Regions from separate parts of the Homo sapiens genome. Here region 1 is linked to region 2. A link is a loop called in an ENCODE intact Hi-C map of the cell type or tissue named here. Cell type or tissue: PC-3. All regions are shown on one strand.

What was found. Peaks named below come from ENCODE experiments on the same cell type or tissue, not always from the same donor. Only the 100,000 strongest peaks of a DNase experiment are listed, where the experiment ranks them.
Region 1: it touches region 2 in a loop (2.1-fold over the local background); 2 of 110 quality-filtered maps call a loop at or near these places.

What each region holds. Positions count from the first base shown.
Region 1 is chr14:96,806,553-96,814,552 of GRCh38, reverse strand. The region is part of intron 1 of VRK1 (VRK serine/threonine kinase 1); the gene reads right to left. Among named protein-coding and RNA genes, the nearest start is that of VRK1, 13 kb to the right of the region's middle. In PC-3, no CTCF peak of the experiment used is centred here; a DNase peak (open chromatin) is centred at 3,072; H3K27ac peaks cover 479 bases.
Region 2 is chr14:97,160,084-97,168,083 of GRCh38, reverse strand. No RefSeq gene overlaps it. Among named protein-coding and RNA genes, the nearest start is that of LINC02304, 9.2 kb to the right of the region's middle. In PC-3, a CTCF peak has its summit at 3,828 (motif pointing left); a DNase peak (open chromatin) is centred at 1,373; H3K4me3 peaks cover 768 bases; H3K27ac peaks cover 4,419 bases.

The DNA.
Region 1 (8,000 bases), 350 kb after region 2:
TTTTATATTGTCTAAATTTATTATTGTGTGCATGTATTAATTTTTCAATTGAGGTATTTTTTAAGAATTCTTCATGAATAACAAAAAGAACTTTAGTAAATAAAATGTCAAGTAATTCTTTCCAATATTAGTCTAGAATTTACCAGTGCTTCTAAAGCATCAGGATCAACACAGTCAGCCCTGTCAACTGCCACAAGTTAAAACACTGCAATTGACAACATAGAAAAATAACTCTCAATACCTTAATCTGCAGACAGGATCATACCTTCATGTTTTGAAGATAAAGATGAGGTCAGTCTTTAAAGAGCAATAGTCTCTAGTCTTTAAAGTACTACAGTCTCTAAAAGACAAGTAACTGAAAATGAATACTGATATCAAGTTCTTACATTAATATGATCACTTATTTTTGCTCAATTAATCCTAAATGAGTAATCTATATCACAAAGAATCGATTAACCATTAACTAGAATTTATAGCTCTTATGTATAAATGAACTAATATATTACAATTAATACCATCAATATTCAAGCATCTATATGGCAAGCTATATGCTGGGTAACTTAAACACATTATCTCTAATTCTTAGGATAACCATAAAACAAAGGTATAATGATACTGACTGTATCATTATATAAGGAAACCAAGGATAAGTGAAATTAAATAATTTGTCCACGGCCTTACAACCAGTAAGTTGCAAGGAAAGTGTAATTTTTGTAAAAATGCCTTTTTGCTAATTAAAAGAGAGCACATACTGCAGAATAAATCATGTGCAAAACAAGAAGTCTTAAGGTGGAAAAATATTTGCTTTAATGACTAATAACACAGCCATAAATATAAATGCCATAAAAATAGTATAAAAGATCAAACCTAAACATACTCACACATTACTATAAATACATATCCCATGGCCTAACTCTGTCAAGTGAAAAGAAATATGACTTCCAAAAATCCAAAGGACAAACGTAGTAATGAAATAAATCACTGATGTAAATAAAACGTCTTCCGAAAAGTTTTGTTTTTTTAATATACTAACACAAATTCAGCTGAAAAAAACTTGATGTATACGCCACTGAAGAATATATGAAAAAAGCTAAGAAAATAATACATATAAAATATGCACTTAATGAGACTATCTTCTAGATTCTAGTCCAAAACCCTGAAGATTCTAAAGTCTGTTTCTTCTGTAATCTCAGGGTTTGAATGATGGCATTTGTGTTATCATTTCTTACTAAATGACCCAAACAAAATCAACTACTCAAGAATCTAATTCTGCCTATATGCAAAAGAAAGTAAGGTGAAAATCCCAGTCAGCACCGAGCAGTGTTAAGAGCACTGGACTGACTACACACCCTTGTTCACAATTCACAGCAATTGTGATACTGTATTACCATTAGTTATGTATATGTCAATCTCTTGTGACACAGTTTGTGAGGATCGCCAAATCAGGGACCCTGTCTTACCTTGGTATCCCTTCAATCTAACATATCTGCCACATGATGTGAAACCAACTGATAGTTCTTAAGAATGGGCTGAATTAAAGTCATGGTCCAGGTCTACCTGTTGTGAACTTAAGACAAGACCCAACTTCTCCAGGTCTTTTTTCCTTACCTGTAAAATGAAAGGCTAGGATTAAAGTCAAAGCCAAGCATTTTACCTACTGGTTTGTAGGAAAAGGAGCAGAGTTCATTTTATTAATATAACCAGTATGAACCACAAATGATCTATTCCAATAACCAGTAGATGTACATTTTCCAATCTAAAGTAATCCACATGTATGTATGTTGCTAATGGAACCTGTTGCCAAGAAAACATAAAAGGGCTTGAAAACCCTCTTAACCATCCTGCTTAATACAGAACGAACAGTCTCTGAACAAAATGGAAGAAAAAGAAAAAACATTTTGAGTTAAAAGTAAATCAGAGTGAACATTAAAAGGTTAATGAACTCAAAAAGACAACTAAGCCAGTTTAAAAATGGGTAAAGGATTTGGACAGACATTTCTCCAAAACAGATAAACAAATGGCCAACAAGCAAACAAAAAGATGCTCAGTATCATTAGTTGTTAGGGAAATGAAAGTCAAGACCACAACGAGATGCCACTTCCTACCCACTAGGACATATATAAACAAAAAGACAGTAACAAGTTTTGGTAGGATCTAGAGAGATCTGAATCCTTACAGATTGTTAGTAAGAATATAAAACAATACAGCCACTTTGGGAAAGTTTGGTAGTCCCTAAAGAACTTAAAGAATTACCTAGGTATACTCAAGAGAAATGAAAACACATACCCACACAACAACTTGTACATAAATGTCCATAGCAGCACTAATCATAATAGTCAAAAAGCAAAAGCAACCCCAAAGTCCTTCAACTGATGAATGGATAAATCAAATTTGGTACACCTATACAATGGAATATTATTCAGCAATAAAAAGAAATAAAGTATTAACACATGTACAACAGGGATGAACCCTGAACACACGTTAAGAAACTGGTCACAAAACACTACATATTATATGATTCCAATTACGTAAAATTTCCAGAATTGATAAATTTATAGACAAAACTATTCGTGGTTTCTTAGGGATCAAGTAGGGAATGGAGAATGACTGTTAATGAGTAGGGGGTTTTAGTACTGATGAAAGCATTCTAAAATTAGATTATGGTGATGGTTACAGTCCTGTGCATACACTAAAAGCTACTGAATTATACCTTTTAATGAATGAATTGTATGGTATGTAAGTTATATCTCACTAAAGCTGTTTGCTTTAAAAAAAAAAAGGTTAATGAGAGGGAAAATGTGATAGCAAGGATAACAAAGAAAAATAGCTACACTGGATTATAGCGTTCTGTGGAAACTAAACTAAATATTTTCAAAGAAGGGTTAAAAGCACCTCAAAGCAGGCCACTAAGAACACAAAGAAACCAGCAAATGGTAGATTTTCTGTTCTGTCATCCAGGGTAGTTCCTGACTCACTCTTCTTAGAGACACAAACATATTATACAGTAATTTGGAACGTATGCCACTTTCCAAGATGGAAGAGAGAATTTGCCAAGACTACAACTCACTGATCTTGAATGACTTCTGCTGATTCATGAAACTCTATGCTGTGTATGTGATTCTTAAAAGTTCAAGTACGAAACTGAAGGTAGGGACAAGTAAGATGAATAGTATGTGCAGATGACTTTCAAAAATGGAATTTGCTCCCTTCTGCAGGAGATAGCTAATTTTTTTGTTAATGGAATTGGTGTCTTCTACCATGACTTACTAAACAAAGCATGATGAGCTCCTGGCAAGGGACACAGTATATTAGTAAGATCAGAGGCTGGGCGCGGTGGCTCACACCTGTAATCCCTGCACTTTGGGAGGCCAAGGTGGGTGGATCACTTGAGGTCAGGAGTTCAAGACCAGCCTGGCCAACATGGTGAGATCCCATCTCCACTAAAAATTCAAAAAATTAGCTGGGCGTGGTGGCGTGCACCTGTAATCCCAGCTACTTGGGAGGCTGAGGTGGGAGAACCGCTTGAACCCAGGAGGCGGAGGTTGCAGTGAGCCGAGATAGCGCCACTGCACTATCAACAGAGTGACACTCCATCTCAAAAAAAAATTAAAAAAAAAAATCAGAAGAACAGGTGATCTTGGACTTGCCAACGTGATCAATAAAACTATCTTTCATCAGCAGCTAAGTTCTAGATAGCACATTCGAACTGGGAACAACATAAAGCTGGGAGATGTTATGAATATTTTAGATAACACAATCCAGATATAAGAAGATTCTAACAAGCCTCAATACAACTACAAAAGTAGGTAGAGATCTAACAAACCACAGTCAGAATGAAAATCAGAAAACATTCCATTCAAATCCTTCATTTCACAAATGAAGCTGAGTCAAGACGGATTTAAGAATATGCCCAAGTGCAGAAGGCTCATTAAAGGTAATCTAAGGTGGAGAATACTGGAATCCTAACTCCCAGGCTTGTGTCCAACAGACCCAATGCCACCTGTTACTACTTGTATAGATAACCATATGAAAAAAGTAAAAGAAGGCTTGATCCCTACCTCATAACACACAAACAAATTCCTGGGGACTTTGACCTAAATCTGAAAGGCAAAATACTAAAGCTTCTAGAAGATAACATAAGAAAATAGCTTCATCGCCCTAGAGTAGCAAAAACTTCTTAAACACAAAAAAACACTACCCGTAAAGGAAAAGATGGATACATTGGAATTGATTAAAATTCAGAATTTCAGTTCATCAAAAACTTTATGAGAGTGAAATGACAAGCTGTAAGACAGGAAGATTTTTATAATTCACATATTCGACAAAGGATTCATATCCAGATACCTTATAAACTCCACATTTCAATAAGAAAAAAGACAATCCAATCTGTTGAAAATGGACAAAAGACTTGAACAGGAACTTTATAACAGAGGGTATCCAAATGGCCAACAAGCATATGAAGAAGTGCTCAAATTATCAGTGATTAGAGAAATGCCCACGAAAACCACACTAAGATCTTCTATACAGCCACTAGTGATTAATTTTTTGTAATATTTAACTGACAATATCAAGGGAAGCAAAGCTGCAGAGTAACCGGAACTTTCATATGTTGGTAAAAGTATAAATAGGTACAACAAGGATGAAAAACAATTTGGCAGTGTCTATTAAAACTAGACACATGGCCAGGTACAGTGGCTTACACCTGTAACCCCAGCGCTTAGGGAGGCCGAAGCAGGCAGATCACTTGAGGTCAGGAGTTGGAGTCCAGTCTGGCCAACATGGAGAAACCCTGTCTCTACTAAAAATACAAAAATGAGCCAGGCGTGGTGGCAGGCGCCTATAATCCCAGCTATTTGTGAGACTGAGGCAGGAGAATCACTTGAACCTGGGAGGCAGAGGTTGCAGTAAGCCAAGATCATACCACTGCACTCCAGCCTGGGTGACAAAGGGAGACTTCGTTTCAGAAAAAAAAAAAAAAAAAAGAAAGCAAGCAAGCAAGCAAGCTAGATGCATATACATTTTGACCAGGAATTCTACTCCTACATATATACCCAACCAAAATGAATATAAAAGTATGCCAAAAGATACATACATATACATAAGTATATGATTATAGCAACATTGTTCATAATTGCCTCAAAATAGAAACTATTCAAATACCTAAAATGGAATGAATAAATGAATTTTGCTATGTAATTTGTGGTAGTTTTTAAAAATGACCACAAATTCTTTGACACACCTCTCATAAAGACATGAGGTCTATGTCCCCTCCCCTTCAATCCAGGCAGGCTGTGTCTTTGTCAACCAATAGAGTATGGTGGAGGTGAGATTATATGACTTCTGAAGATAAGCCACTCTCAGGAAGCTTCCTCTGGACACTCAGCCAACATGCTGTGAAAAGCCAAAACCTCCTGACCCCACATGTAGGTTTGGTCAATAGTATCAGATGATCCCAGTCTTCTAGACGTTCTAGTCAAGGTACTCAGCCAACATGCTGTGAAAAGCCAAAACCTCCTGACCCCACATGTAGGTTTGGTCAACAGTATCAGATGATCCCAGTCTTCTAGACGTTCTAGTCAAGGTACCATACAGGAAAGTGGAGAAGCCTCTAAATGATTCTAGACCCCAAGCATTGTAGGGCAGTGATAAGCCATAACCACCAAATTCCCAATCCACAGAATCCATGAGCATAATAAAATGGTTGTTATTTTACACTAGTAAGTTTGGAGTGGTGTGTTACGCAATAACCAATAATCAAAACTAGTGTGTTATGCAGGGATAGATAACCACAACTACAGAGCTATTTTTAAAAATAACAAACTACATGCAACAACATGAATGAATCTCAGACACAACATCGAGTAAAAGAAGTCAAGCAAAAAAAAAAAAAAAAAGTCCAGAGGGCATTATTCCATTTACACATGAGTTCAAAACCAGGTAAAACTATAGTTATGTAAGTCAGAATCGTGTTTACCTTGGGTGGGAGTAACTACTGTCTGCAAGATATCCCCACATAATCTGGGCTTCTGAGGGCTAGAAAATGAGTATCTTGATCTGGGTAGTAGTGATTACAGGGTGTTCACTTTGTAAAACTTTAAAAATAATTGAGCTTGATGCTTCTGCACCTTTTTGTTACACTTCAAAAAAATTTTTTTAATCAATGGAGCTTGGTAACCCAAAGAGGCAAGGGTATGAGGGAGAAATAAAGGATGACTTCCAAGTCTTCAGGAATGACTGACTAGGCAGTTCCATAAACTGAACAATTAAACAAAAACAGGGGCAGAAAGCAGGGACCATGTCCTATTCATTTTTTATTCAAGTATCTACCACAGTACTTAACACAGAGTCACTCCAGCATTACAAGATACTCCTATTATTTTCATCCCAACTTTTTGACCACCACTTCTTGGTCTCCTTTCTTACTTCCTTTCTGCCCAGCTGCCTCTTAATATTGGTATTACCCAGGCTTCCATACTCAATCTCTTTTCAATCACATGCACACACACACACACACACACACACACACACACACACAGAGGGAGAGAGAGAGGGAGAGAGGGAGAGAGGGAGAGAGACAGAGAGAGAGGGAGGGAGAGACAGAGAGAGAGACAGAGAAAGAGAGAGACAGAGAGAGTGACTTCTTTCTCTTGTATTTCCAATCTCAGTGCATAGCATCATCACATACATGTTCTTTTAGGCTAGAAACTGCCAATTAAACCAAGAACTAGGATTCCAAAATATCTTTAAAAGTTGCAGTTAGTTAAATTCAATAAAAAGAAATTTAACAAGACAAACATAAGCTCCCATGGTTGGACCCCAAAACTAATGCATACAAACAGGATGAAAAGACATAGCTTAGATAGATGCAGGGATTTTATTCAACTTTATGTTCAATGTATGATGTGGTCACAAAAGGATATAGCTAATATTAATAAAATTATGTAGAAGAAGGAAGGTGATATTCTTCCCTTAACTCACAGAAGAAAAGTGTTATATCTAGAACAAGAGATACAACTCTATTTCTCACGTATCAAGCCATGTCTGGAGCACAGAATTCAATTCAAAGCACTACAGTTTAAAATGAAATTTTTTTAAAAAGAGGAAAGCCACCAATGTGGTAAACTGACATGAAACCATGCCATGTAAGGAATAGCTAATGAACTGGAGATGTTTCAAATCAAAAAGACTGAGAATACTTGATGACTATTTTCACATATTTGAAAGGATGTTACGTGGAAGAGGGATTCAGCCTGTTCCACATTTCTCCAAAAGGCAGAAGTGAGTAGAAGAAATTAAGTAGACTTCCACTCAATGTAAGAAAGAATTTTCTAATGGTCAAAACTTTAATAAAAATAGGATAGGCTGTCTCTAGAGCAGTGGTTCTCAACCAGAGATGATTTTGTCTCTGTAGCCAGAGATGCCACTAAACATCCCACAGTGCAGAGAACAAACAGTGACCCATGTAAAATGTCAACAGTCCCATGGTTGAGAAATTCTGCCCTAGAGATAGTGAGTTCTCTGTCGTTGGAGGCATTTCATCATAGACCAGACCATGTGATGATGTCACAAGAATGGTGGGCCAGGAATGGTGGCTTGTCATTCCAGCTACTCAGGAGGAGGATCATTTGCTCCCAGGAAATCAAGGTGGCAGTGAGCTATGATCGCACCACTGCACTCCAGCCTGGTTGACAGAGCGAGAGGAAGGGAAGGAGGGAAGGAAGGGAGGGAGGGAGGGAGGGGAATGATGGGAAGTGAGAGTGAATTGAAAAAAGTTTTGTTTCAGATACCTCTCCAGAGAAAAATACCTTCAGGTATATCAAAGTGAAAATGATGATGATGACAAACATTTATTGAACACTTACTGTGGGCCAGACATTACACCAAATGACTCATGTATACAGTTTGCAGTTAATTCAACAACTCTAAGATAGGTATTATTTTACCTTGATTTGATGCTAAATTGAATTGCTCTAATGTCACACAGCAGTCAATATTTGAAC
Region 2 (8,000 bases):
GGTACATGTGCACTACGTGCAGGTTTGTTACATATGTATACATGTGCCATGTTGGTGTGCTGCACCCATTAACTAGTCATTTACATTAGGTATATCTCCTAATGCTATCCCTCCCCCTCCCTCTCCCCCCACCCCACAACAGGCCTCAGTGTGTGATATTCCCCTTCTTGTGTCCATGTGTTCTCATTGTTCAATTCCCACCTATGAGTGAGAATATGCGGTGTTTGGTTTTTTGTCCTTGTGATAGTTTGCTGAGAATGATGGTTTCCAGCTTCATCCATGTCCCTACAAAGGACATGAACTCATCCTTTTTTATGGCTGCATAGTATTCCATGGTGTATATGTGCCACATTTTCTTAATCCAGTCTATCATTGATGGACATTTGGGTCGGTTCCAAGTCTTTGCTATTGTGAATAATGCTGCAATAAACATACGTGTGCATGTGTCTTTATTTTTTTTTATTTTTTATTTTTTTGTTAAAACTAAAGGATACTACAATTTTTTTAATTTATTATTATTATACTTTAAGTTTTAGGGTACATGTGCACAATGTGCAGGCTAGTTACATATGTATACATGTGCCATGCTGGTGCGCTGCACCCACTAACTCGTCATCTAGCATTAGGTATATCTCCTAATGCTATCCCTCCCCCCTCCCCCCACCCCACAACAGTCCCCAGAGTGTGATGTTCCCCTTCCTGTGTCCATGTGTTCTCATTGTTCAGTTCCCACCTATGAGTGAGAATATGCGGTGTTTGGTTTTTTGTTCTTGCCATAGTTTACTGAGAATGATGATTTCCAATTTCATCCATGTCCCTACAAAGGACATGAACTCATCATTTTTTATGGCTGCATAGTATTCCATGGTGTATATGAGCCACATTTTCTTAATCCAGTCTATCATTGTTGGACATTTGGGTTGGTTCCAAGTCTTTGCTATTGTGAATAATGCCTCAATAAACATACGTGTGCATGTGTCTTTATAGCAGCATGATTTATAGTCCTTTGGGTATATACCCAGTAATGGGATGGCTGGGTCAAGTGGTATTTCTAGTTCTAGATCCCTGAGGAATCACCACACTGATTTCCACAATGGTTGAACTAGTTTACAGTCCCACCAACAGTGTAAAAGTGTTCCTATTTCTCCACATCCTCTCAAGCACCTGATGTTTCCTGACTTTTTAATGATCACCATTCTAACTGGTGTGAGATGGTATCTCATTGTGGTTTTGATTTGCATTTCTCTGATGGCCAGTAATGATGAGCATTTTTTCATATGTCTTTTGGCTGCATAAATGTCTTCTCCAGGTGAGTCATTTCTAGTGACAGCAACGTCATCTCCTGGCGAGGGTTTGCAAGCAGAGGTGTGATGCGATCACCATGGCCGTTTATAAAGATGACTCTGCCGCCAGCGGCGTCTGCTATAAGCAGGGGAGTCACCACAAATGGGGATTAACTGGCCTGAGTGAGACTAAAAGCACATTTGATTAAAGCCAGTAAGGCTCCAGAATTTCTACATGGGAGGGGCTGGGGGTGCCTATCTGCTTGGAAGAGAGGACTGGGGACCTGGTTTTAAAGCTGAAGTGCTGTAATCAACTCACAGTGTATTCTTATATCTTTTTCTGGGGTGGCCTGGGGGCTACAGTACTGAGAGAGTTGGAAGAGGAAAGAAAAGCCCCCCAAGCCACGCCTTCCAATTAAAATAGATTCTTCCGTCATCACTAAAAAAAAATTAAATAAATGAATACGGCCAGACGTGGTGGCTCACGCCTGTAATCTCAGCACTTTGGGAAGCTGAGGCGGGCAGATCACGAGGTCAAGAGATCGAGACCATTCTGGCCAACATGGTGAAACCCCGTCTCTACTAAAAATTCAAAAATTAGCTGGGTGTGATGGTGTGCGCCTGTAGTCCCAGCTACTCGGGAGGGTGAGGCAGGAGAATCGCTTGAACCCGGGAGGCAGAGGTTGTAGTGAACCAAGACCATGCCACTGCACTCCAGCCTGGCAACAGAGTGAGACTCCGTCTCAAAAATAATAATAATAATACTATAATAAAAATAAAAAATAAATGAATACAAGGGATGAGTTAGCTCCTTTGCACCAGAACAGAGAACAGTTAGGACATGGCCAGTGAAGCAGAGTGTACCCTTCTGATAGGGCTACCAGGTTAAATTCAGGAGGCCCAGTTAAATTTGAATTTCAGATACACACAAATAATGTTTATAAGTATGTCCCAAATGTCATATTATTTGTTGTCTATCTGAAATTCTAATTTAACTGGGAGTCCTATAGCTTTCTTTGCTAAATCTGGCCACCCTACCTTCTGAACTGTCTCCAGATGGAACATTTCTGCTCCCCAGGATGCCACTCTGCAACTAGAAGGCATGGCTTTCTGTCCATGGAGGTCTCTCCGTCTCCAGCTCAGCCAGAACCAGCTTTGGACATTTTCTGGCTAAGGCATTCCAGGGGAGTTATTCATGGAACTGCACTTCCCTGGAGCTTGAGTCCTTCTGGGGGCTTCATTTTTCCTTCAAGGCATTGAAAAGCTGGGCGAGGGGACCTCCCATTGCTTTTGAGACTGTTTGGTTGACAGAGCCAAGAAGAAAAGAAAGGGAAATAATCTGCAAAAGGAATTTTGGAAGAAATAAAATGTCGGTAGGGGAAGGTTTTCCATGGCAATCTAGAATGACCCAGGAGCTGACCCAGCACGTCCTGCAGCCCTGCCACCACCACCACCAACCTGGTGATGAGCTTAAGGACAATTGCAAAGCATAGGACAAACCATTCGCCCACCTCCCTGCCTCCAGGGACCCCAGCTCCCATCATTACCATGGCCTGACATGATTTTTCCTCCCTACTCCCACTCATTGCTCCTCGACCGGGTCCTCAGCAAGGAAAAACTGGATTCAGACAACCTGGAGTCTAACTCCCCACTCTCTCACTGACTACAGTGGGGGCAAGTTAATTGTCCTTCCTAGTGCAGGCAACAAACAGGCTTAAACAAGCTAATGCAGACAAGCCCTAAAGGACAACGGTGTGTGCCTTGTTCCTCCTGGCAGGGCCATGCCTAGCAGGGTGTCCAATTCATAGTAGATGCTCAATAAATCTTCCCTGTGTCTGAACCTGGAATGAGGAAATGCTGGGCTCCGTGGTCTGTGCTATTCTGATTATAAGGAGAAATAAATGGGCTTTTCTGAAACAGCAGACACTATTCACTACTAAATTCACTTTAAAGCCCACCAGGAAAAAAAAAGGGGGCCTCTCCATCCCTTATCACCACTGAGGAAAGAGATAAGGCTTATACCCAGAATGAATTCAGGCTTATATTTATGTAGAGAAGTAATCACACCATCAAAGCTGAACAAGAAAGTGAAAGGGTGTTAAGACAAATGAATTTAAAAGCACACAATACCAGTCCCTGATTTGCTTTCCCAGGCAATGAAATATTTCAGAAGATTAAAAATGGTTATGTAACACCCAGAATCCACATTGTCAAAAAGATTTGTAACTCAATGTTTTCCTACCCAGGTACCAAATGAAAGAGTTTCATCTTGGGTTTGATCCTGGCAATTTTTTTTAAAGATATAAAATATATTGAAATATTTAAATTGTTTGTCAGATGTAAACTTGCCCATGTCCTGACACTTTTAAAATATATCGTGGCTTCAAACATCACTTCTCCTGATAGGATTTTTTAAGTTGTTTTATAATGCATTAATAGTGAAGATCAGAATCCGAAAGACTACTGTATTTGTAATGTTCACTTTTTTTTTTTTTCCCCTCATCCCCTATAATTTCCAGAATGTAATTCTGCCCCCAGCTGGTTAAAACATCTCTGACATCAGAGAGAAATGGGAAACTTCTAAATGTCTCCATTCATCGGGGACCTTCATCGGGGGAGGACAAGGGCATTTGGCTTGCACAGCTAACAATCGCCTTCGGGAATGAGGTTCCCTCAACTCTGGAAGGCTGTGTTTGTTTGTCAGAGGCAAGTACGCACTATTTCTCTTTATACAAGCAAGGAAACCTAAAAAGAGGGGAATGCATTTCAGAAAGACCCAGGTTTGCTCTCTTCCTCCTCTGGAGCCTTACCCTTAATGAGGTATCGATTGCCTGGCTATGATAATTGTGCCGTCACTGGAGATCAGTCCAGGATGGAAAGTTAATAAAGATGACTATCACACCACAGTCTGCGTCTGAAGGCACGCCAAGGCACTCGGATTTGTTTTCTTAATGTGGGTGTTTTCTCCTTTTCCATTAAGTTTTCTAAAATGTATTCCGGCTTGCTCACACTGCTGCAAGAGCTGCGGAACCAGCATCTCTAGTACTGCAGTGAGCTCTGCTCTCAGTAAGGTGGGTCGTCTTTCTCCCCCATGTCAGCAAGGAGCAGCCAGGGGTGTGGAGCCCAGGCCAGGGTCCGTACGTTTGTAAAGGCTACATCTTTGACCGCCTACACCCCACAGCGACCGTCAGCCACCTTTGTGGTGGAGGAGGGAATTTTGGAGCTCACAAGGGCCGGCCGGATGCGGTGGCTCACGCCTGTAATCCCAGCACTTTGGGAGGCCGAGGCGGGCGGATCACAAGGTCAGGAGATCGAAACCATCCTGGCTAACACGGTGAAACCCCGTCTCTACTAAAAAATAGAAAATAGAAAAAATTAGCCGGGCATGGTGGCGGGCGCCTGTAGTCCCAGCTACTCGGGAGGCTGAGGCAGGAGAATGGTGTGAACCCAGGAGGCGGAGCTTGCAGTGAGCCGAGATCACACCTGAGGCAGGAGAAATGTGTGAACCCGGGAGGTGGAGCTTTCAGGGAGCTGAGATCGCACCACTGCACTCCAGCCTGGGTGACAGAGCAAGACTCTGTCTCAAAAAAGAAAAGAAAAAAAAAAAAAAAAACAAAAAAAAAAGAACTCACAGGGGCCTCTACAGAGAACTCAGAAAATGGCGTTGAAGTCTAAGCTGCCAATCCCCCAGTTCAAGAGAGCAACTGGAGACCTGAGAGGCCCAGGGATTTTTAGTCAGAATGGCTCTTTTAAGATTTTAAGAAGAGGCTCAATGGAATGAGTGAAAGAATAGTGGCATTCCTTATCTGCCTGTCTTAAAATTACCTGGTGCTGACCCTTGGTGATCTAACAGGGCGTAGTCGACAGAAAGGTGACTCTGGAACAAGAAGGTCTGGGTTCAAATCCCGCTTCTGTCAACTCCTATCTTGTGACTTTTGAAGGCCGTTTGACTTCACAGGACCTCCTTTCATTGTTTGTGAAATTTGCAAAGTCATGATCAAGATTTAAAAAATAGCAGTGCGTCTGAAAGTGCTGGTACATTCCTAGGAGTGCCGAGGCACTCAGTGAATAGAAATAGTTCTTCTCTTCCCAGAGTTTAAGATGAGAGTGGCACACTTTTTCTGTAAAAAGCCACATCTAATACATAGTTTAGGCTTTTCAGTTTGTCCTTCCTAGTGCAGGCAACAAACAGGCTTAAATGAGCTAATGCAGACTAAGAGGCAAAATCAAGAGTATGACATACTTATACAATAAGAGGGAAAACATTTTTTCTCAAAATTTTTATTGATGAAATTAAACATGGAATGGTTGGGTGTATTTATTTTTTATCATACAGGTCTGCACGTAAGAAAAATGAATTTTTTGAGATAATATTTTATTTAACATTTGATAGTGTTTCCTATCTTCAAATCAACTGCAAATGTTCATTGTAAAAACTGTTCTCAGCTTGCAAGCCATACACAAACAGGCTCAGGCTGGATGTGACTACAGGCTGTAATTTGCCAACCCTTGGTTTCTGAACAGAAAGCCTTCCCTCCCACACGTGCATCTCGGTTCACGTCCTCTGGCCCCTTTAGGTTCTTGAATCAAACTGCTTGCCTTCCCTTCTGCTGCACTCTGAGTGTTTGTGCCCCCTAAATTCCTGCATTGAAACCTGTCCCCAGTGTGATGGTATTAAGAGGTGAGCCTTTAAGGAGCTCTCACAAATGGGATTGGTGTCCTTGTAAAAGAAGTTCGAGGGAGCTTGTTTATCCCTTCCGCCATGTGAGGACACAGTGAGAAGGCACCGTATGTAAACCAGAAAGTGGTCCCAGACACTGACTTTGCTGGCTCCTTAATCTTGGACTTCCCAGCCTCCAGAACTGTGACAAATAAATGCTCATTGTTTATAAATTGTCCAGTCTATAATATCTTTGTTATAGCAGCCTGAACTAAGATACTTTCACTTACCATAAGACCATGCTCCTCTGTCACCTCTTCTGAGAAGCCTTCCCTGATTCTGCCTTGTCCATACAGAATGAATAGCACCATCTCTTCTTTTATTTATTTATTTATTATTCATTTATTTATTATATTTTAAGTTCTAGGGTACATGTGCACAACGTGCAGGTTTGTTACATATGTATACATGTGCCATGTTGGTGTGCTGCACCCGTTAACTCGTCATCCACATTAGGCATATCTCCTAATGCTATCCCTCCCCCCTCCCCTCACCCCATGACAGGCCCTGGTGTGTGATGTTCCCCACCCTGTGTCCAAGTGTTCTCATTGTTCAATTCCCACCTATGAGTGAGAAATGCAGTGTTTGGTTTTCAGTCCTTGTGATAGTTTGCTCAGAATGATGGTTTCTAGCTTCATCCATGTCCCTACAAAGGACATGAACTCATTCTTTTTTATGGCTGCATAGTATTCCATGGTGTATATGTGCCACATTTTCTTAATCCAGTCTATCATTGTTGGACATTTGGGTTGGTTCCAAGTCTTTGCTATTGTGAACAGTGCCAAAATAAACATACATGTGCATGTGTCTTTATAACAGCATGATTTATAATCCTTTGGGTATATACCCAGTAATGGGATGGCTGGGTAAAATGGTATTTCTAGTTCTAGATCCTTGAGGAATTGCCACACTGTCTTCCACAATGGTTGAACTAGTTGACAGTCCCACCAACAGTGTAAAAGTGTTCCTATTTCTCTACATCTTCTCCAGCACCCATTGTTTCCTGACTTTTTAATGATCACCATTCTAACTGAATAGCACCATCTCTTCTTAACACAGTCTCCTTTGGCTGACTCTGCAGGGAGACAGACAGCCCCTTGAGGGCAGCCCTGGGTTTTCTTATTCAGTGTATTCAGTAGATATAGCCCCAGCACCTACAGAGCTAAGCACATGTCTTTGGGGAAGGAAAGGAGGTAGGGGTTAAATCTGGGCCGCACCAGGGACAAAGATCTTGCCTCCTCCCAGCTATAGAGTAGGAGCCATGGGTGATCAATAACAATAATAAGTGCTAGCACAGACCCAGTGTTCACCACTAACTGGGCATTTCATTGTCATTGTATTATCTCACTTAATCCTTACCCATAGTATAAGGTAGATACTGTTATCTCTCCATTTTACAGATGAGAAAAATTGAGGTCAAATTGCTTGGGTGAGGTCTATGGTAGTGTGCGGTCAAGCCAGGAGTCAAACCTGTGGACATCTCACTCCTGGGCCCATTCAATTGCCCCAGCCCCTGCCTGTGCAGGCTGCTCCTCACACGGCATCCTGTCCCATCTCTACAGCCCAGTGAGCTTCCCTAATATCACCATTTCATTACCATTTTCCTTTTAATCCTCCAATGTTATGAACTTGAAGCCAGACCCCCGAAAGTTCCATATTATATATTGAAGACATTTCCCCAGATGTCCCAATGCTGCTGCTTGTCCCTTTGCCTGTGGTCCAGGCAGAAGAGGTGAAACCAGGTGGGGGAGTCATTGAATGGCCATCCTAAAGGTGCCCTTGGCAATCACATGGGGAAACTGAGGCTCAGAAAGGTGAAGGGCCCTTTCCCAAGTGTCACAGCTCTATGATGATAGAAGCAGAGCCTAGAATAGCAGCAACAGCTATGGAGGCAAAAAAGATGAGGTTACACTGAGCACCAACCATGTGTCAGGCAGTATGCAAAAGAGCTTCCCTGGATGAGCTCCGGCAAATACCCAGTGCCACAGCACTGGGCA